Regions from separate parts of the Homo sapiens genome. Here region 1 is linked to region 2. A link is a loop called in an ENCODE intact Hi-C map of the cell type or tissue named here. Cell type or tissue: PC-3. All regions are shown on one strand. Each heading gives the region's core, and the rest is flanking DNA. Links, peaks and the distances in the headings are about the cores only.

Region 1 (8,684 bases), core at 423-8,422, 50 kb before region 2:
AGAGACAGGGTTTCTGCATGTTGGTTAGGCTGGTCTCAAACTCCCGACCTCAGATGATCTGCCCACCTTGGCCTCCCAAAGTGGTGGGATTACAGGCATGAGCCATGGCGCCTGGCCGTAAGTGGTATTTTTAAAATTTCAATTTCTATCTGTTGATTATGAGTATATAGAAACATAGTTAATTTTTAATCTTAACTTTGATCTTATACCATGAGTCTTTGCTAAATTCACTAATTAATTTTCAAGTTTTTTTATATTCATTTGGATTTCACTATGCACATAATCATGTTATCTATGAATAAAGACAATTTGCTTCATCCTTTCCAAACCTTAAAATTTTTATTTATTTTCCTTGCCTCATTGCACTGGCTAGAACCTCCAGTACAATGTTGAATAGAAGTGGTGGTAGTAGACATACTTACCTTATTCCAAAACTCAGGAGAAAAGCATTAAACATTTCACATTTTAGTATGAGGTTGGCTGTTGGACTTTTGTAGATTCCTATTACTGAAATAAGGGAATTTCTGTTTCAGTTTGCTAAGAATTTTTATCATGAATGGGTGTTAAATTTTAACAAATACTTTTGCTGGATTCACTGAGATAATTTTACGGCTTTTCCCTTTATTTGGCTAGTAAATGTGTTAAACAAATTGATGTTTGAATATTAAACCAACCTTGCTTTCTTATAATCAGACCCATTTGGTCATTGTTATCCCAATGTGGATTCAATTCGGTAATATTTTGATTAGAGTTTATGCATCTATGCTAATAAAAGGTATTGACCTATAATTTCCTTTCGTGTAGTAATCTCAGATTTTAGAATCTGAGTTTGGAGGTTTGGAAATGTAGACATTTTCTCTACTCACTGAAAAGGTTTGAATACCTTTTTTTTTTTTTTAAGTTTTATTTTGAAACAACTTTAGAAATATAAGAGAGTTGTAAAGATAATTGAATATCTTTTTCTTCTTTTAAGAGATGGGTCTCAATATATTGCCCAGGCTGGTCTTGAAATCCTGGGCTCAAGCAATCCTTCCACCTTGGCCAAATAGCTGGGATTACAGGCCCAAGCCATCTCACCTGGCTTGAATAGCTTTTTAAAATAAATTTTATTGCAGCATAATTTACACTCAATAAAATGCACACGTTTTAAGTGTACAGATTGATGAGTTTTGATACAAAAGTGTACATCTGCATAAGCATTACCTCATACAAGATGTAGAGTATTTTCATTATTCCAGAAAGTTTCCTACTGCCCCTTCCCAGTCAATCTCCCTTGACATTCTGGGCAATCACCGATCGGATTAATCTGACAGATTAGTTTTGCCTGTCCTAGAACTTCATATAAATTGAATCACATAGTATGTACTCTTTTGTTACTGTGGTTTTTTTCACTCAACATAATGCCTGCATACTTATTCCCTATTGTTGCATGTATCAATAATTAATTCATTTTTATTTGCTGATAGTATTCTATATATTAATAAAGCACAATTTATTTATGCATTCAACTGTTGATGGACATTTTGGTTGTTTCTAGTTTGCGATATTATAAATAAAGCTGCTACGAACATTTGTGTACAACTCTTCCTGTGAACATATATTTTTCATTTCTTTTAGGTATATACTTAGGAGTAGAATTACTGGATTACAGGAAAGGTAATGTTTGACATTATAAGAAACTTAAACTGTTTCAAACTGGTTGTGGGCATGTAAAGTGATAAAACAAGATATGCAGCAATGTACGAAAGCTCCAATTACTCCATATCTTTACCAACAAATGGAATTATTCATCTTAATTTGAGTCAATGATGTCTTCTTTCAATCTTCTCCATCTCAGTAAATGACAGCAGAACCCACCCAGTTCAACCCCAAATCTAGTAATTACCCTTGGTCCCACTTTTTCTCACAACTCACATCGAATCAGTAATTCTCCTTCGGCGCAAGCCTTGAATCCACTCATTTCTCCTCCTCCATACCTATGCCCAAACCCTTGACCGAACCACCATTGTCTTGCCCCTGATCAACCAAAATAACCTAATAACTCTTCTCTTTGCTTCCACCTTAGATCCTTCACAAACTATTGCCCTCATGGCAGTTAAAAGTACTCCTTTTAAAAGTTAAATCTGATTCTGTCTCTCCTTTTCCTAAAAGCTGTTCAACAGTGTCCCAATTTCCTTACCTGGTATAATAAAATTAATCTAAATTCCTTACACGGTTTATAAAGTCCTAAGTGATTTGGCCCAGCCTACTTCTCTTACCTCCAGCTACCTCTCTTCTCTTTTCCCCCTTGCTGTGTTCTAGCAACAGCAGCCTTCTTACTGATTCTCTCACAGCATACAAATACTAAATTTAGGGTCTTCACATTACTCTCCCAATTTTTTACTCATTTTTCCTTTCAATTTCACAAATCTTGATTTTTCAAGATAATACCATTTACAAGTTTACTTCATAATGGTTCTCGAGTTATCTTTGACTAAAGTTATTATAATTACTTTCTATGTACTTAACTCATTTAATCTTCATAGTAATTCTATGAAATCAGTACCATTATTACTAGCATTTAATATATAAAGAAACTGAGACACAGAGAAATTAACTTTTCTTAGTCACATAGTAAATGGAAGAATTGGGATTCTCTCACTTGCTATTCTAGAAATGCCTTTCAGTTGTGTGTGTGTGTGTGTGTGTGTGTGTGTGTGTGATAATATCCTATACAGTATTTTATAAGGCACTCTTTTCATTTATTTTTTATTGTGGCAAAACACATAACTTTATCATCTTAACCATTTCTAAGTGTACAGTTCAGTAGTGTTAAGTGTAGTTACATTGCTGTGCAAGAGATCTCTAGAACTTTTTAATCTTGCAACACTGAATTTCTGTGTCCAACTTTTCACTTAATTTTTTTTTTTTTTTTGACACAGAGTCTCGCTCTGTTGCCCAGGCTGGAGTGCAATGGCGCAATCTCGGCTCACTGCAACCTCCACCTCCCGGGTTCAAGCGATTCTCCTGACTCAGCCTCCTGAGTAGCTGGGATTACAGGCACGCGCCACCATGCCCAACTAATTTTTGTATTTTTAGTAGAGACGGGGTTTCATCATGTTGACCAGGCTGGTTTTAAACTGCTGACCTCAGGTGATCCACCCGCCTCGGCCTCCCAGAGTGCTGGGATTACAGGCAAGAGCCACTGCACCCGGCCCGCTTACTTTTAATGTTAGCAACTATGTCTCCAGAATCATACCCAAAGGCTGCTTTTTGGACATTATTGCCTAAACCAATGTTTACTTAATCAGTTTTGTTGGACATTCTGTTTTCAATTTCTCATGATGTATAATTCTATGATGAACATTTTTGGAATCTCTATATATTTGTTTAAATATATCTATAAAGATAAATTTCTAGAAGTGGAAATGCTGTGTCAAAGGCATGCATTTGTCTTAGGATTTTTAATATGAAATGCAAAAGTTACACTCTTCTGTCTGTATCCCTCAAGTTTTGTCTCGTGCCTGCCCCTTTAAATGATTTAGCCACTCGCATACAGGTGTATATTTAGCATGTTCACCATCTATGTTTCATTTTCATCTCCTCTCATGATTACCGAGCAACCAATCCTCCCCTCCCTTTCCTCTTCTAGTTTTTATCTCAGCTCCTGATAATCTTATTTTGGTTGCCCCTGGCATTCATGATTCATTTTAACTTTTTATTTAGGTTGTCAAAATGCATTCCCCTGTGTCAGGCTGTTGGAAAGATGTCCTGCTGTAGCTCCATTCCTGTTGAATGTGCTGTTCCCTCTGCCTAGGATCCCCTGGCCCCATAGTCTATCAGTGAATCCCCATTCTGCCTCTAGAAGCCACTTTGGCATCACCTCCTATGAAAACTTGTCTTTATATGTTCGTCTCCCAATCCCTGCCAAGCCTGAGTAAGATGTTTCTCCCTCTGTGCTCCCCCAGCATCTTGATCTTACGTCTGTCATAGCACTTACTATATTATATTTATGTACTACAACAATAAACAGTCATGGCCCAATAAAATGCTGATTGCATTTAAAAGAGGCAGTTCCACTTAAAAGAGGCCCCAGAGATGGATGACTTAGTGAAAAACTGAAGGCCTCTGAAGGAAGCCTAGAAAAAATAAAAACCACAGGGGAAAGTTTCTGCTAAATATGACTCATTTTAGATATGATTCAATCTGCCCTCAGCATTCTTCCCTTAGCCACGATCTTGATACCTTCCCTGTGGTCTTCCAACTACATTCTCTGGTGGCAAATACTGTCTACATTGACCTAATGGATCGACAGGCCTACTTCTTGCACTGTCTCCCTTTCAGAAGAGGAACATCTTCTGATACTGTGCAACAATTAATACAAAATAAAACAAATAATTTGTATTTATGGAATGGGGAAAAAAGAAGAGGGCTTCCAATGCTAGAATATAAATCTCGTGAGGTTAGGGATGACATATTAATCAGGTGTGTATCCTCACACTGGGGCACAATGCCTGGTATACAACATATGCTCAGTGAATTCATTCTAAGTACGTGGATGACTACAGTACATTCTAAGTACATTCTAAGTACTAGCTGTTCTCCCAAGGGCTGAAAACCTGTCTGTAAGTGGTATCCTATAGACCACTGCAAACATCCCAGATGACTAGCACAAGTTCAAGTCACCTTCAATTCCTGAACATCAACTAGATTCCCCCAACTATACTGTACCCAGTTGAATAGACCTTGCCTAAGTTTTGCTATGTCTTTTAGAAACCGGGGGTCCAACTGCCTGGATATATCTTTGGAATACATTTCTACAGCCAGGCCAGTTCTTCCAGCTCATGAAGTAATGCAAAGTTCTAAGCATATGGCACTAGACACACAATATTAACAGCAGCATCTTTCTTTGAATAATTTCTGCAAGATCTTATTGTGAATGCATTATTTAAAAACTAAGAACTAGACATAACTGAGCTCTGTTTCAGAGCAACTGTACCAGGGGCTAACATTAGAATTCACAGACACACAACGAAGTGCAGCCTGATACACAGCATGAGTCTAGCGTATCATTGAAATCTAGACTGCATTGCCTCAAATAAGTATTACCTAAAGGCTTCTCTAGGAAGTTCAGGCTGGCACAAGGTGAATACCACAAATCAGACCTGATTCTAGCATCATTTATCCTTGGTTTGGCTCAGAGGACCTGCTGAAGCTGAGACCACAGAAGGTCTTCTGCTCTGTTCTTACTGCCTTATTAGTAAACACGGGCACTGTATCTTTATGAACTGCAAATAACTATACCATAAAGAGTAATAACTTTTGATATCTAAGGACATTCATGTTTTAGGTGATAAAACCACCTTTATGCATTGAATATTTATCATAGGCCTATTTTATGCCAGGATGGTCAACCACATTGACACATTTAAGGGGTGGCAATGTCCTCTATTGAATACCAACTTAGTGTACCATTAACTAGATTATGCTTACCTTTCTGCAATTTTTCAACATTTTTTCATGAAGATAAGCCACTTAAGTTTTTGTGTTTTTTTTTTTTTTTTTTGAGATGGAGTCTCTCTCTGTCGCCCAGGCTGGAGTGCAGTGGCACCATCTCGGCTTGGCTCACTGCAAGCTCTGCCTCCTGGGTTCACACCATTCTCCTGCCTCAGCCTCCCGAGTAGCTGGGACTACAGGTGGCTGTCACCACGCTCGGCTAATTTTTTTGTATTTTTTAGTAGAGACAGGTTTCACCATGTTAGCCAGGATGGTCTCGATCTTCTGACCTCCTGATCCACCCGCCTTGGCCTCCCAAAGTGCTGGGATTACAGGCGTGAGCCACTGCTCTCGGCCATAAGTTATCTAATTTTACTCAACTTTTATACAGAGCTAGTCAAGGAAATATGAGCTAAAGTAAACACTGTTACAACACTAGTTAATTGGCTGTTTTCTAAATCTGATTGACTATCAAGATAAAGCTGATGGAAATGCTCAAGAAATTAAATGCCGCCGAACCGTATGTGTGTTTCTAGGCCTATACCTTGTTCAGGTGTTCAAGATGAACTGATGCCACATTTACAGACTGTCTCCCAAAAGGTACAATGGCTTCAGCCCTAACTCTTACCATTTTTATCTAGACCTTATCTTCTCCTAAATTGCTTGAATTTTTGTGATCTATAATGATCTGTGCTGATTTTGTTGACAATACATTCTTCTCTTTTCAAAAATATAAAAAAGGCAAGATCGGCCGGGCACAGTGGCTCACGTCTGTAATCCCAGCACTTTGGGAGGCCGAGGCGGGTGGATCACCTGAGGTCAGGAGTTCAAGACTAGCCTGACCAACATGGTGAAACCCCATCTCTACTAAAAATACAAAAAATTAGCCGGGTGTGGTGGAAGGTGCCTATAATTGCAGCTACTTGGGAGGCTGAGGCAGGAGAATCGCTTGAACCGTGGAGGCTGAGGTTGTGGTGAGCTGAGATTGCGCCATTGCATTCCAGCCTGGGCGACAAGAGCAAAACTCCATCTCAGAAGAAAAAAGCGAGATCATGTAGTTACATTTAATTTTAATTCAACTAGAAAGAATTCAAAATTTTCCATGTTCTTTCTGAAAACAATATTTTAAAAAGATATTATAAGATGTTTCTAAATTAAAAACAAACATTTAATTATGATGAAAAACATAAAGAGTTTAAATAAATAGTCCTTTTGGTAAATAAATCGACATAAATTGTATAAAGAAAAACTTACCTGATACATTTACGTGGGTCTTTAGGTAACTCCTGGCTGTCATCTTTCACTATAAAGAAAAAATATGAAAGGATTCTGGTTTACTTGGAGATTGAATATATGGCTTTATGTGCACTATTTCCAAAGCCTCAATAAAATGGTAATAAAGGAATAAAAATAAGATATAAAATCTCAAGGAGAGCAAAAGAAAGATGACAAGAAAATTTTTCAAGATAGAAAGCAGATGTCAAGTGGTAACTGTCTTAGCAGGCCATAGAAATTTGAAAAAAAAAACTGCTTGATGAGAGGAGACCAACGAAAAGCAAATGGATTCGCACTTCAGAACCTGTGAAACAGTTCAGGAATTGAATGTGCCAGATACCTCTGGAAGGAGGGGTAAGAGGGAGAGCACAGACAAAAAACTTATACCCTCATCTTGTGCAATCACATGATGACCACTGCTCACGCAAGAAGGAAGATATTTAACCTCTGGAAAAACTGGGCCAGAGAGACTCAGGACTGGAGGACAGTAGAAACAAAACAGGATGGAGTAAGAAACTGAAAATGGAATAAATCATATCGAACAGACAAGATTCCTGATTCTCTCCCCTCGTCCAGCTGTCAGAGTATTAGCAGTGCTCTCTCTCTCTCTTGCTTGCACTTGCTCTCTCTCTCTCTCTCTCTCTCCACAAGCCTGGCAGATTCCTCTCAGGAGAAATAGTTAAGTCTAATGAAATGGCCAGGTTCTCACTGAATAATTCTACAATGAAATAAAACTGTCAACAAGCCCAGCCTGTATTCAGAACTTCCAGTCTTTTTAATAGTCCATTCATCATATGTCCATCATAAGAATGGATAGTCAAAGATCACTAGACATTTGAGCAAGGTCAATACCATAAAAGAGAACAATCCTAACCACAAAAAAAGAGAAAAATAGGAAACAGAAACATTTTTCTCAAAATCTTCCAGAATATACAACGAACAAAGAGATGGATAATAGGAGAAATTTGGTTTTAAAAAATTAGAGGATTGGCTGCACGCAGTGGCTCATGCCTGTAATCCCAGCACTTTGGGAGGCCAAGGCAGGCAGATTATGAGGTCAGGAGATCGAGACCATCCTGGTTAACATGGTGAAACCTCATCTCTACTAAAAAAATACAAAAAAATTAGCCAGGTGTGGTGGCGGGCGCCTGTAGTCCCAGCTACTTGGGAGGCTGAGGCAGGAGAATGGCGTGAACCCAGGAGGTGGAGCTTGCAGTGAGCCCAGATTGCCGCACCACTGCACTCCAGCCTGGCAGCCTGGGAGACAGAGTGAGACTCCGTCTAAAAAAAAAAAAAAAAATTAGAGGATCAGATCAATAGACCCAACATTCAAATCAGAGCAGATCTAGAAGAGTCAATAGGGAAAATGAAGAGAGAAGAAATTATAAAAGATATCACATAAGAAAGTTTTCCAGAACTGAATGATTAGAGATTGAGATTTCAATAGCTTATCAAATGTCCTATGTAATGTGGAGGCAGGGAAGGGGAGGATACACAAAGAAATATTATCAAAAATTTCAAATCACTGGGAATAAAAAGAAGGTTTAAAAAGCTTCCAGAAAAAAAAAGAATAAATCACATGTGAAAAATTGGACATCGGAATGAAATTAGACTTCTCAAGAGCAACACTAGAAACTAAAATGTAGTAAAGTATTTACGATTTGGAAAGAAAACTATTTCCAAACTAAAATTTAACCAAACTATGAGCATATGACAGTAACGTAATTACATTTTTAGGCATGCAAAGTTATAAAAGGTTTAGCTCCCAGGTACTAGGAAGCTCCTAGAAGATGTACTCCAACAAAACAAAGGAGCAAAACCAACCACAAGGAAAATGGGGATTGAGCAGCAAGCAGGAGCTCCAACCCAGCAGGCACCAAAAAGGCCATCCCAGCACACCTGCAAGAGAACTGCCAATTCAGAAATGGAGAGGA
Region 2 (8,684 bases), core at 366-8,365:
ACTGCAAATGCAGACTCTTGGGCCCACCTCAGACCTACTGAATCTGCATGTGCATTTAACAAGACCCCAGTGGTTTCTGTGAAGATTAGGGTGTCAGAAGCACTACCACAGAGGCTACAGCCTGGTACTCAGAGCATTTGTAATCTGGTCCTAACTCACTTTCCTGACATGATCCCTTGCTACTTCTCTGTGTGATGGCATCACTTTAGTTAAATAGGTTTTCTCAATGTCCACTCCTGAAACCATTTACATTCTTGCCTAATACTTTTGTTCCTCCAATGTTCTGCCATTCTTCGAATATTTATTGTGCTAAAAGAGAAACCAAAACAAAAGATTGTCCTTCTGAAGTACTCACAATAGAGATGGGAAGGTCTGAAATGCGGTCTTCTCCATTGATTAAATCCTTTGTTTTCTAAAAAGCCTGTTTCAGGCCCCACTTCCCGCAAAACCTTCCCTGACCACTATGGTCATTTCTTTGCTAGACTCTTTTGCCTTTACTGTGAATGCCACCACATACACAAAGCAGTGTGGTGGCTGGTTACACAAGTGGCCTCCATAGCCAGTCTGAGTTGGAATCCTGCCTTCTCCACTTACCAGCTGTGTGACCCCAGATACAACATTTAACTTTTGCCTCAATTCCTTCATCTATAAAATGGGATGATAATAATTGTACTTACCATGTTATTGCAAACTTTTAATGAGTTAATGTTTGTAAAGCACTCAGACCTATGAGTTAAAGTTTGTAAAGCACTCAGACCTATGTCTGGCCCATGGTAAGTACTATTTAACTTTTTGTTATTATTATCAACTTGATGTTTCTGTTCTTTTTATGCATGTATTTTGTCCTCACAACGAGATTTCAAGGGAAATCTTATTGGAAGCACTGCCCTTCATACCAACGTATATCCCTAGGTCTTCGCAAGTGGGTTGTTTATTAATTGACCTTAAGACAGACAGGTGAAGGCATTAGCTCACAATGAAAATAAGTATTGAATCATGACATTTGATCTTGGCAAGTAAATGTCTATAATGTTATATGTTTTTACTATTTTAAAATGTACCTCAAATTTAGTCTGATGTTTCATTTAATTTGTTAGAAAAGAAAGTAATAAAAACAATGCATTTTACATACAACTGATTTTTCAAATAATCCCCATCCTTCAAATCCTTATTTTTTAAAAAAGAATACTACCCTGAAAATTCTAACTGAAACTGACAATGTTGAAATACATATGAAATCCAGAGCTCTCTGTACAGAGTTTAAAACAACAGTTTAGATAATTTGGTAAAAAAGTTCTCTTATCCAAACTCTACTAATTTAGAATTCATGATGATTAGATTTGTTCTAGGCTGATATTTTCCAGGGCAAAATGCCCACTAACCTAATTGTAAGTGTAAATAAACTTGCAGCAAAATACTCACTTAAAAGGACAAATTGGGATTGGGGATTTTGGAACATTAATTATTCTATGCAAATAAACTGTCTCATTATAAATTGGTCTTATTTGTTCATCAAAGCAGATTTTGTGAGGTTTATATTTGGAAATGAGTTTTAGAAAGTTTACTTGTGCTGAAAGTAATGGTAATTTGTTGCTTTAAACTTTCAGTAAATTAAATCTTATTGATCTAGTTCTATTCAATATAGTATTGTTTGTAATAGCAAAATATTATCAATGACCTCCATGTCCCTATAGAGAATATATTAAATCAATTACAGTGGAGCTAGTAAATAGAATATTCCACATTTGAAAAAAAAGAATGAGGACGTTTCGTATGTACTGGTATGGGAAGGTCTGCAAAATCCTTTGCTCAGCTAAAAATAAAAAGCAACAGAACAGTTAATGCTGGATGCTGCTTTTGTGTAAGAGAGAAGGAGAAAAAGAACACATGAAACATATTTCTTTGTATAAGAATAAAGAAACTACGAAAGGATACTTGGGAAATAGATAGCAGTGATTATTGGGGGTATGGAAGTAGAAACTAGAAAAAGGGGGGCAGAGGTTCTGCTTTTCTATGCTTTAAAATTTTTCAACCAGGTGAATATATTAAATTAAATAACTATTTAATTTATTAAATTACTATTTTTTTAAATTAAATAACTATTTTTTTAAAAAAAAAAAAACAATAGGCGAATCTTCCCATCTTACTGAACTAGGAAATATCTTTTGCAATTGTAAGTCCATCCACCATTTTTCCTTTTGCTTTTAGGGTCTGTATTCTTGTGGGAGCTTGTAGAATTCCTTTGAGAGAGCAAGGTGTGGGTGATGAGAAAGGTAACCAGTTGAGCCAACCCTACTTTTTTTGTCTTGTAGCACTCAGATGATTTTACTTTTGCTGGCAAGAGTAACTCAAGGTGAATTTTTCCTGCATGACATTAAGATTGGAGATTTCCATGAGAACTTTTCCTAATGATGTAAATAAATCCAGTTTAGGTGAAGGTCCCTTGAATGGCAAAGTAGACATCACTTACTTTTTGACAAAAATAAGATCTCTACGCTTTTGGAGACAGAGAACTTTAAGGGACTGAGTACTAAAACTTCTTTGTGGAAAATGGGAATTAGGAAGTAAACTCATGGAATATTAGGCTGGTATAATGAGGAGTTAGAAACCCAATACCCTCTCCTCCTTCACTGCTTGAAAAGTATCCATAGGCAGTATGGCATAATTCAAACTAAGTGAGCTTTGGACTCCTATAAATCTGGGTTTGCATCTTGAATCTGCTGCTTTTTATGAATAATAGTTAATACTTACATAGCACTTACTTTGTGCCAGATAATGTTCTAAGCACTTAGCAAATATTAACTTATTTAACACCATGATCCTGTGGCATAGGTCTTATAATATTAATCACTGACCTTGGGTGAATTTCTTAACTTTTCTGAACCTCTGTTTCCATATCTATGAACTAATGTACTATCTAGCTTGAGCTGTTGCAGTAGGAATTAAATACAACGATGTATGAACGTAATTCCCACCTAATAAGTGCCCTTTAAATCATTCTTATTATCCTTATTAGGAAAGTCATCCAGGAAGTAAAGTAATGCAAATGATTTAGATCCATTTAAGCCTTAAGTAGTTGCAGAGTGTTTAACTTTCTTCCTGTTAATCTTTCTCTGTTCTCCTGTAGTTGCTAGTTAAAAAAAAAAAATCCTTTAAAAATGACAGGGAATTTGTTTTGGAGCTTGAGGGTGGGTGAGAAGTTGAGTGGCCTGTAGCTGGCTCCTCTGAGATGTGAATGAAGGTGAAGGCAACAAGAACTCGTGTGGAAGAGTGGATGGTAGCAGATGGGTAAAGGAAGCAAGCCAGCCAAACTTCTGGAGGTGGGAAAAGAGGAAGAGGTGGACAGGACCTTGGCATCAGCCCTACACATGGCCTTGGGGCTTCGTGGCTAAGAAGGCCAGCTGCATTCCCCTCCACTGAGGTAAGCAAATTTGTTCTCATATACTTGCCTTTGGAAACAGAACGCCTAATTTTGCTATTTTACAGATGGAGAAAGGGGCTAAAGAAAGTATCAAGAATTTTCAGGAGAGCCGAAAGAGCCACACTTGCAACTCCAAGGCTCTCTGTTTTTCGGCCCCAGCATTCTGTTTGAAACCAGAGAAGCCTGCTGGCCAGCAATCCCAGATTGAAGCCGAATGTCTCTGGAGGCTCAGCCTGAGAGGCCTGCCACCTCACAGAGCTAGGTTAGCCTTCAGTATGTGGTCACTCTATGGAATTATAATTGTTCTTCCTCCCTGTTCAGACACATGAAAGAAAGTAGATTTTACCCCAAAGTGTATCTTGTCCTATCTCACCAATATCCAGTGGGCCATATAGCATATAATCCCAAGTCTTCTCCAAGGAGTCATTTACTAGAGCTACTGAAAACTAAATTTGGGGGGTTTGCTTTGCAAAGAGGCATGGAAAGCATCTAAAATGGCAGAGTCCACAAAATCTTCCCTTCGAACACCTGTGCAGCTGCCAGCAAAGAAGTGCCCAGAAAAAAAATGCTCCTAGCTTGGTTTCAGGGGAACAATTTCCACAGTGATTTGCATTTTTAAGGTGCTCAAGTTACTTGGTACAAATGAATCCTAACTATAGACTCATTTTCAAATTTTACATAAATCCTGAACTAGTTAAAAAATCATAAAAACCCTTAAAGAAGCAGTCAGTAGACTGTACGGTGATGGCAGGAAATTAGCTGTATTGTTGAGGAACAGATGGTTTACATTATACAAACCCTTTAGGCTAAACTTGTTTAGGTCTGGCATATTGTAAATTATATTTTAGTAATGAAAGTGAAATGACCTCTGCTTGACCTCAAGTGGAGTTTGTCTGTTTGAACCAATGTGGTGGAAAACTATGAAAGAAAATGAAGTCATAAAGTTTTGGCAGTTCAATTTTGGCTCATTTCAAGTTAAGGGGTTATAAATCTGTTTAGTTTTTGTTTGACAAGTATTTGTCATACAGGGATGTACAAAATGTAAAGAAGTGTAAAATACACATGAGGCATGGTGCCAAAGTAAACCAAGTACAAAGGAAAACTGGAATGAATAGGGTCCCGGGCTCCTATCTCTTTATCACTCCCTCCATTAGTTGAAGGACAAGATGGCCTCGGTTTATTATATGCTGTAAGGCAATTAAGTACCTTAAAACTGAAACAGGCTTTCAGTTTCAATGTTAACATTTTTACTTCTCAAAGTAAACACACATCTGCCTTTAAAAAATTATATAAAATTATTATATGAAATAAAAGTTGATGCAGAAGTTAATACATTGTTCCAAGATGCTTCTTTCTTTAGAAATTTTTGAAAAGCAACAGTATTAGAGTTTAAATGAACTCTTTACGGAAGGAAAATTAAGGAAAAACATTTTAGATGCGAGTCATTTAGATGTGAGTCAGATGGGAAAATTGTAGTACTTTCTAAACTGCTGATAAGAGAGACCAGGCTGATACTGGTGGCTTTTTTCACCTTAGTCATGACTGCTAAGTGGGGATGTGGGGGAACTTTTAGATCTCTTAACTTTAGATATGAAAGCAATGAACTATGAGTAGCGTTTTTAAAAACTGTAATTACCTTGGTGGCTGTAGATGGATAAAGAGGGCAGACTCAGTGGCTTTATCTCTTTCCATCTTTGGGAAGTTATACCTTAGGTGACAATACATTTGAAATGACTCCTGGTGAAGCAGCCTACTACTAACCTATTTCCTGCTTACTTTAAGGAAGTGATTACCATAGGATATGCGGTGAGGATTTTGCAATAGCTGCCAACATTTGTATGCAACATGAAGCCTGCTCTGTCACTTTTTGCCTTGAACATAATGTCATATAATTGCTCTACTTTTGAGTCTAACTTGAAGTAGACACACAGATGAAAAACAGAGCTACATTAGGGTGCAGGGAATCGAGCCCAGGGTGGTTCTCTGGGACAGAAACGGGGCTTTAACAACAGTAGGTGCTGAAACAGGATCCATATTCATAAGTCAGCTCCAAACCTCCCCCTGTGGTCCCTTTCACTCAAGGCCAGTTAATTCCCCATGTTCTAATGTCCCAAGACTGACTGCTGCCCTTTTTCAAATCTATGCTATTCTTTTGAAGCTGATTCTGGCTGGACACAAGTGTCTACAGAAGAATAGCAGGTTTCACATGGCATTTGTGCTTGCCTCATGATATGGTTTGGCTGTGTCCCCACTCACATCTCATCTTGAATTCCCACATGTTGTGGGAGGGACCTGGTGGGAGGTAATTGAGTCAGGGGGCAGATCTTTCCCATGCTGTTCTTGTGATAGTGACTAAGTCTCATGAGATCTGATGGTTCTATAAGGGGGAGTTTCCCTGCATAAGCTCTCTCTGTGCCTGCTGCCATCCACGTAAGATGTGACTTGCTCCTCCTTGCCTTCCGTCATGATTGTGAGGCGCTCCCAGCCATGTGGAACTGTAAGTCCATTAAGCCTCTTTTTCTTCCCAGTCTCAGGTGTGTCTTTATCAGCAGTGTGAAAATGGACTAATATTGTAAATTGGTACCAGTAGAGTGGGGTGCTGCTGAAAAGATACCCGAAAATGTGGAAGTGACTTTGGAACTGGGTAACAGGCAGAGGTTGGAACAGTTTGGAGGGCTTAGAAGAAGACAGGAAAATGTGGGAAAGTTTGGAACTCCCTGGAGACTTGTTGAATGGCTTTGACCAAAATGCTGATAATGATAAGGACAATGAAATCCAGACTTAGGTGGTCTCAGATGGAGATGAGGAACTTGTTGGGAACTGAAGCAGAGGTGACTCTTGTTATGTTTTAGCAAAGAGACTGGCGGCATTTTTCCCCTGCCCTAGAGATTTGTGGAACTTTGAACTTGAGAGAGATGATTTAGGGTATTTGGCGGAAGAAATTTCTAAGCAGCAAAGCATTCAAGAGGTGATTTGGGTGCTGTTAAAGGCATTCAGTTTTAAAAGGAAAACAGAACAAAAGCTTGGAATATTTGCAGCCTGACAATGCAATAGAAAATAAAATCCCATTTTTTGAGGAGAAATTCAAGCTGGCTGCAGAAATTTGCATAAGTAATGAGAAGCCAAATGTTAATCACCAAGATAATGGGGAAAATGTCTCCAAGGCATGTCAGAGGTCTTCACGGCAGCCCCTCCCATCACCCAGAGGTTTAGGAGGAGAAAATGGTTTTGTGGGCTGGGACCAGGGTCCCTCTGCTGTGTGCAGTCTAGGTACTTAGTGCCCTGTGTCCCAGCCACTCCAGCTATGACTAAAAGGGGTCAAGGTACAGCTCGTGCTGTGGCTTCAGAGGTTGGAGGTCCCAAGGCTTGGCAGCTTCCATGTGGTGTTGAGCCTGCAGGTGCACAGAAGTCAAGAATTGAGGTTTGGGAATCTCCACCTAGATTTCAGAGGATGTATGGAAATGCCTGGATGCCCAGGCAGAAGTTTGCTGCAGGGGTGAGGCCCTCATGGAGAACCTCTGCTAGGGCAGTGTAGAAGGGAAATGTGGGGTTGGAGCCTCCATAACAAGTCCCTAATGGGGCACTGCCTAGTGGACCTGTGAGAAGAGAGCCACTGTCCTCCAGACCCCAGAATGGTAGACCCACCAACAGCTTGCACTGTGAGTCTGGAAAAGTCCCAGACACTCAATGCCAGCCCATGAAAGCAGCCAGGAGGGGTACTCTACCCTGCAAAGGTGCAGAGGTGTCTGATGCACTGCTTGCATCAGAGTCACCTGGATGTGAGACATGGAGTCAAAGGAGATCATTTTGGAGCCTTAAGATTTGACTGCCCTGCTGGATTTTGGACTTGCATGGGGCCTGTAGCCCCTTTGTTTTTTGGCCAATTTCTCCCATTTGGAATGGCTGTATTTACCCAATGCCTGTACCCCCACTGTATCTGGGAAGTAACTAACTTGCTTTTGATTTTACAGGCTCATAGGCAGAAGGGACTTGCGTTGTCTTGGATGAGACTTTGGACTGTGGACTTCTGAGTTAATGCCGAAATGAGTTGAGACTTTGGGGGACTTTTGGGAGGGGATGATTGGTTTTAAAATGTAAGGAAATGAGATTTGAAAGGGACCAGGGGTCAAATGATATGGTTTGGCAGTGTCCCCACCCAAATCTCATCTTGAATTCCCATATGGTGTGGGAGGGACCCAGTGGGAGGTTATTGAATCATGGGGGCAGGTCTTTCCCATGCTGTTCTCGTGATAGTGAATAAGTCTCATGAGAGCTGATGGTTCTATAAGGGGGAGTTTCCCCGCACAAGCTCTCTCTTTGTCTGCTGCCATCCACATAAGATGTGACTTGGTCCTCCTTGCCTTCTGCCATGATTGTGAGGCCTCCCCAGCCATGTGGAACTGTAAGTCCATTAAACCTCTTTTTCTTTCCATTCTCAGGTATGTCTTTATCAGCAGTGTTCAAACAGACTAATACACCCCATCAGAGGAATGATGAGCAGACCCTGGCCCTACTAAAATTAGAGGAGTATTTTTGGTAATAGGAGGGCTATCCCAGGTCCTTTTTCTCTTTGGAAGCACAGTTTTCTCTGAGATTGGTATTCCCTATGGGCTGACTTGCTTCCTGAATCTCAAGTACTGACCAGCATAGTCTACATCAGAGCAGGCATCAGTGCCACTTGTTAAAGCACAGATTGCTGGGATTGCTGGGCTCCACCTCAAGAGTTCCTATGTGGGTCTGAGATTGTCCATTTCTGACAGTTCTCAGTTGAGGAGACTCCTGCTGGCCTAGAGGCCTCACTTTGAGAGCCCCTGGAATAAATGGATGTAGTTTTCTGGATCAGTCAATTCCTTAGTGATCTGGGTCCCTTCTCTCTGCATGATGAATGACCACAATGTGTCTGATGAACCTAGTTGGGCAATTTAAACTTATCCAACTGAGAGAAAACAATACTCTTGCTTGAAAAGATGCTTTGGAAATATCAGGTAGAGAAAAATATAAGAACCATTAACCAGCATTTATTAGGTTTATATACTACATGACTACTTGTAGTCATAGCTTGGGCCATATCACCAGTTTCCTTTAGTTTCAATTAGAGCCAATCATTTAGGATATATTTTAATAGCTAGTTGCATCAGTCAGTCAACTGATACTGTATATACAATATACTGAAGAATATACATACAGACTACTATATGAGGGGCCATGAAAGAACCATGAAGAGAGAAGACATGGCTCCTATCCTAGATATCTGTAATCTGAA

Evidence for each region. Hi-C counts contacts between places; a loop is a spot of excess contacts. Peaks named below come from ENCODE experiments on the same cell type or tissue, not always from the same donor. Only the 100,000 strongest peaks of a DNase experiment are listed, where the experiment ranks them.
Region 1: a loop joins it to region 2, with 2.8 times the contacts of the local background. A loop is called at or near these places in 5 of 110 quality-filtered maps.

The regions. Positions count from the first base shown.
Region 1 is chr1:64,218,953-64,227,636 of GRCh38, reverse strand. UBE2U (ubiquitin conjugating enzyme E2 U) reads right to left here. Exons shown (of 10, transcript NM_001366232.2): 6 at 6,730-6,778. Among named protein-coding and RNA genes, the nearest start is that of UBE2U, 20 kb to the right of the region's middle. In PC-3, for the core only: no CTCF peak of the experiment used is centred there; a DNase peak (open chromatin) is centred at 4,126; H3K4me3 peaks cover 547 bases; H3K27ac peaks cover 1,339 bases.
Region 2 is chr1:64,168,443-64,177,126 of GRCh38, reverse strand. All of the region lies in intron 8 of ROR1 (receptor tyrosine kinase like orphan receptor 1), which reads right to left. Among named protein-coding and RNA genes, the nearest start is that of UBE2U, 31 kb to the left of the region's middle. In PC-3, for the core only: no CTCF peak of the experiment used is centred there; DNase peaks (open chromatin) are centred at 4,426 and 5,226; H3K4me3 peaks cover 1,724 bases; H3K27ac peaks cover 2,781 bases.